Regions from separate parts of the Homo sapiens genome. Here region 1 is linked to region 2. The links are chromatin contacts, found by Hi-C or POLR2A ChIA-PET in ENCODE. All regions are on one chromosome and are shown on one strand. The core of a region is the stretch at or near the end of the contact, and the rest is flanking DNA. Distances in the headings are between cores, read along the strand shown. Region 1 overlaps ZCCHC7 (zinc finger CCHC-type containing 7). Region 2 overlaps ZCCHC7 (zinc finger CCHC-type containing 7).

What was found. Hi-C counts contacts between places; a loop is a spot of excess contacts on that map. ChIA-PET counts read pairs that join two places held with the same protein, here RNA polymerase II (POLR2A). Pooled maps may share reads with other maps.
Region 1: a map of B cell shows a loop between it and region 2 (2.6-fold over the local background). The contact joins two enhancer-like sites. A Hi-C loop is called at or near these places in 10 of 168 maps with a recorded cell type or tissue (A673, B cell, GM12878 and 6 more), 32 of 37 single-sample maps with no recorded cell type and 20 of 50 pooled maps. POLR2A ChIA-PET finds 5 or more read pairs at or near these places in 10 of 52 experiments (A673, AG04450, Caco-2 and 7 more).

Annotation. Positions count from the first base shown.
Region 1 is chr9:37,195,963-37,198,662 of GRCh38, forward strand. The region is part of intron 2 of ZCCHC7 (zinc finger CCHC-type containing 7); the gene reads left to right. Among named protein-coding and RNA genes, the nearest start is that of ZCCHC7, 77 kb to the left of the region's middle. Within about 2 kb of position 1,394, at least 6 of the 41 ENCODE cell types and tissues checked have a DNase peak (open chromatin) inside an H3K27ac peak, as active enhancers do; they include A673, B cell, GM12878 and 1 more, where a contact is called at or near this core.
Region 2 is chr9:37,145,225-37,147,924 of GRCh38, forward strand. The region is part of intron 2 of ZCCHC7 (zinc finger CCHC-type containing 7); the gene reads left to right. Among named protein-coding and RNA genes, the nearest start is that of ZCCHC7, 26 kb to the left of the region's middle. Within about 2 kb of position 1,352, at least 8 of the 41 ENCODE cell types and tissues checked have a DNase peak (open chromatin) inside an H3K27ac peak, as active enhancers do; they include A673, B cell, GM12878 and 1 more, where a contact is called at or near this core.

The DNA.
Region 1 (2,700 bases), core at 144-2,643, 51 kb after region 2:
CAATAGGGAAGTTGAAAGGAAGGGCCCAGTCCACTTTAGTTTTAGATGTGTAGAGTTTGAATTTTCTGCATTTGATTTTGGTGAAGGAATTATGAGGGTACTTCAAAAAATAAGACTAGAATGTTTGTGTCAGGCCCAGATATATAAATATATATAAATATTTGGGCATGGAAAGAAAATCCCAGGAATCAAATAATGTGCCAGTTTTATGATTTTGACACACTCAAACCTCTGCCTTTTGTTTCTCTGGGTCACTCTGTCCAGTACAACAATAGGCTTGCTATGTATTTTGGATGAACAATGAAAGAGAGTGAACTGTTCTTTAAAAAGCTGTTTATTATAGTGAAACTTTATCTGTAGATGCAGCCACTTTGCCAGATCTCTGATGGAACTAACAATAATTTTGTCTAGTTAATTTTAATAGTACGTCCTTTGTCACAGGTTGTTCAAATGAACAAATATAACATGATTTTTATGGCAGGTAAAGAAGAATATTTTAAATGGAAGGAGACCTGATGCAAAGAAAAAGGCATTATTTTTAGTGGTGCAGCGATTTTGGGACTTATTATAGTAGAACCTATTCTTTATAGAGATTATTTTGTTTGATTTTTCTATTTTGTTTTTCTTTGCTATCTAGCTTTGTTACATAGTGACCATTTTTAGCACTATAAAACTTAATGTAGTAATCAGATTTAGCAGATTATTATTTAAAGCTGAGCATTTAAAATTAACTTTTTGCCCTGTGTTCATTTTTGAATTTCCTGTTTTTATATAAATATTTGATTAAAAAGCTTTCTGTTTAATAAAATTGTGTTATGATTATTTTAATGTCGTTTGAGGACATTTAAAAAACCCTCCCAAAATATCTAGGATATTGTTTTAATCTGTAGCCTTCTCAGTAGAAATTAAAAAAATTGGGGGATACACTTTTTTGTGTGAAGGATAAAGCTCTTGTATTAATGACAACATTAGGTACTGGGTAGTATTTTAGTCATTATTAAAATTATTATTAAAAATTCTGTTATATATTGTAACGTATTAAACATTTGAGTATGTGTTGAGTTCATCATTTGAATACATAGTGCTGTTTTAAGTTATTTGTGTGTTATGAAGAAAAGGTCACTATGTTTTATTTTTATAAGGTGGAAAAAACAATCCAGAATGATAATCAAAGCCAAGGTAGAGGAACTTGTTAAACACTTTAAAATTAGACTTCCCCCCACCCCCAGCCTCTAGTGTGATACTTTGAAGGCAGCTGCTACAGATAAACTCTGGAGCCCCAGATGGTGGTTGCCTAATCCTCATGAGAATTCATGTCCTGGAAGCAGCTCTTATCTCTCCAGACCTGACATTGTCTGTGAGCTTTTGCTAAGGAGGGAATAATATAAACATGCTATGCATGAGTTTCACTTCTTGAATATGTCAAAGACACAGGAAGTTATAACAAAGTATAAAAAGAACCGAGTTCACATTTATTGAAAATGTTGTTATTTAAAGCACTTGATGCTAGCTTGTGATGATGAGTGATGGGGTGCAGTCTGGAAGGAAAGGCACAGTGAACTGTTTTTTATTTTGGAAACGAAAATGCCAGTCTCAGTGTTATGATTTCAGAGATGTAGATTTGTCATTAAGTGTGCAGTACCCAGAATAATTCAGTTATTTGATCTAATGTAAGAATGTAAAACAATCCATCCTGTAAATGAATGTCCTGGCTTTTATTTCCTATGCAGGAGTCCTCTCTGTTTCGAAAGTCAAAACAGCAATTGCACTATTCTGGATTTGATGTTTTGTTAAAAAAAAAAAGTTTCCGAAATCTGATCTGTGAGATCTGGGCCAGTGACAACTATAAGTGGTTGTCTCTTTGGCATAGCAGCCAAATATTCTGAAGTGAAATTGTGGATACTTTATCTACTTCAGGTAGTGTCTCATTTAATATATGAGCAGGGATGTTGGCACTGTCATCATGAATAATTGTTGAATCACCCATCACTTGATGTTATGACTGTCTATAAGGAAAAAGGGGAATTTCCCATCTTATAAAATGACAAAATTTGTAATTAAATGGGAAACTGTAGTGTTCCTCATAACAAAGCCTAAGCCTGTCTTTCAAATCTGATACCTCTTTCTCTAAATAACCTGTTTTCCAACCACTCTGGCCCTCTTACTTGTCCTAGAATCTGTGGTGCCCTGTTATGTTTTCATATCTTTTTTCATTTTATTTCATCATTCTGCAGAGCCCTTCCTCAAAAAAGCTTCTATTCATCCTGTGAGATGAATAGACCCAGCTAAAATATCACTTGTTCTATGGAGTCTTTCTCAGACTGAATAATTTTATTTTCTCCCAGAATGTTACAACCAGAGTAATCTTTGTAAACTACAGATTTGATCATGCCTCAATAAAAAAGTTTTAATGGTAATTAACATTTCATATCAAACTCAGTGTATCAGCCTAGTGGTCTCTGTCTTCATTTGTCCAGCCGATCACATCTTCTCTTTGTCACAGAACAACTTGCTGTTATCCCTTCCTCTGAGCCTACTTTGTGGTCACTTTTGCCCTGGAGTGCTCACCCGTCTGTCTATTTTAGTCTTCCTCATTTTTAAAGATCTAGAGTCTATGAGGAATTAAGATAATACAAAGTGGAAAGTGTTAGGTGCCAAAAGAGAAAGAATTCAGTTGGCATACTTATGTTGTCTTTGCCT
Region 2 (2,700 bases), core at 102-2,601:
TTTCAAATATGTAGACCTTGATTAAAAAAGGGACCATGTTGAAAATTGGCAAAATTAAGTAAATTGTTTAAAATTTTCCTTTTCCTGTTGTATTTTTTTAATCTGAAAAACAGACTGTCTTTATTATATCAAATAATACTTTTATGTTTCTAGAAGTCTACTTCAGATTCTTGTACATACTTCTTAAGATTGTATTTAGTTTGCTGTGAATATGTAATTATCGTTCAGAAGGGGCACATACCAAAAAGCTCCAAAATTAAAAAACCTTTTCAGTTTCTAGGATAGAAACATAGATTGAGCTATTAAAAGCAGAACATTAGAGTTCTGGGATAAAGATAGTTGTCAGGTGTAAACAAGCCTTAATTGAAAAGGAGGCAGCCTAAAAGTTGATTCTTTATGCTATTATAAATAAGTAAAAATGCAAACTTGCTTGAGTTCAGAAAATAGGAGCATACCCAACTTTTAAAACTACTTATTAGATTGGTAGTTGCTTTAGATCCTTAACTTAAAAAAATTCTTATTAAAATCAGTGTTCAATTGAGTAATATTCCTCGTTTAATAGATTGAGATGCCTCAGTTAAATTTTGAACAAAAATTGTTCCTATAAATTGAATTGGAGATGCTGATCTGTTAAAAGCAAGGAATATAACCCAAAATTAAAATAGGAATTATTTTGCTAGTGGATAATTATCTTGGACAGTAGGTCTTATATCTTGTTGAAGTGTGTAGAACACACATTTTCACATTCATTCATCTTTAAGTGAATATACCTGTAGGCTGATTCAGACTTGGTATTTTATTTATTTTAAACATTAGAAATGATAAATACTAATTTAAGCAAGTGCGATTACTATTTTAACTCATTCTTCGAGAGTTGCTTCATTTATCTCAGAGTTTTTGGTGTACCTTATTTACCTTATTTAGATTATATCATTGTATTAAGTCCTTTGCTTACTGCTGTAGTTTTTTGGTACCTAGAATAATTTATTATGGAATTGAATATTAAAAATTTGACGATCCCAATAGTTATGAAGCTTACAGATTCTGTATGTAGGCTTTTTTCCTCCTTTGGTTTCAGGCATAATGAATGGATGGCCCTTGCTTTCTGATATTTGTGTATCCAATTTTCTGAGGAAACACTTTTCTACAAAGTCTGCATGTTTGATTGTTCTACATTTTTCTTTCATTATAATTTGAAAAGGACTTAGATCCTCCAAATGAAAAATGGCTGTCTTGGCCATATGGTAAATTAGGCCTGCTTTATTATTGTCTAATAATTAAGCCTCCCTTTACTTATCCCACCCTCGTTTTAAAAACTAAAAACGTGTGGTAGCTGTATTAGTTAGAACATTTTCAAGTAACAGGAAGTAATTCAGTGGTAACTTCCTCATGTGGTTTACTGTTTATCAAAAAGGAAAGTAGTTTCTTTTGAGAGAATAATGCAGTTTTTGCTGCTCAACATTTTCTCAAGCTCTTTGGAAAATAAGAGAGAAGTCTTTAATGTGCTTGTAATATGATAAGGACAGATTTAAAAATTTTGTTTCTCTTCTCATTACTTGGTGTTTGACTTCAGTGGAAGCTGAAAGAAGTAAATAGATGTTAAGTTGAAAATCTGCCTCAGTGTCAGATGCTCATATAATTTAAATAATTTAAAATTTGTGGGTACTTATATTGATTGACCTTATATTTTAAAAACATAGGGAATAACATCAACTATTTGTATCTTCTCTCTTAACTTAAAGTTGAATTAATTAACTTTAGCTATCTAATAGAGTAGGTCCAGAAATTAACATTCAAATAACAGTAGTAAGTATAGGTGAAGACCAGGCTATCCCAAAGATAATTCATTAGGACTTCTGTTTCTATAGTATCTTTCATATGATAGTAACTGTTGTAAACAATTGAATTATATATATCAATTTAATAAATAATTGCAATATTAAAAAGTTAGCCCCGATAATTTCTACCCAAACACCTCCAAATTATGCTACTTCAAAAACAGTTGAAGGGAAGTTTAGGAATATAATATAGTTTCATTTTAAGACCACTAGGATAATAGACATTGTAATGTAATGGAAAAACATTTTGTCCCATAAAAACCACTTTCATTTAATGCTTTGTTTTTCTGTCTAACCAGGTAATACCTAGCAAATACAGAAAGAGAGATAAAGCAAGCAAGCTGTTTTGAAAGTGTCTAATATTGGCTGATGTAGAGCTATAGGTGGGTGTATCTTATTATTCCATAAAATTAAAAATAAGAGTGGGGGGAAAAAACAAATCCCAAGAAAATAAATGGAAGGTGAGTGAAGAGTGAATAGAATAAAAATAGAGATCTAGTATTTCAGTCAGTCTGCTAGTTAAATTTTATATTCAGAGCTTTAACATTTTGGGCTTTTAAATTTCCTGCAGTGCACATGACTTTCTTTCATAAAAGATATGTCAATCATATTAGGAATAAAAGTAATAGCTCATATAGTGCTTTATTATTAGCATCTAAGAAACCACTGGTATTTGAGTAAATTGTAAGTTAGAATTGATTTTTTAATAGCTTTTTAATGCAGATCAAACATTTGTGGCTTTTGAATGAAAAATACTTATCAACTAATTTTTATTAGCATTGCATTTTTAAAAAAATCTACATTATAACATATTGGAGGTTGATTGAAAGGGAGTTTTTGCCTCCATTTTATAAAGATGCTC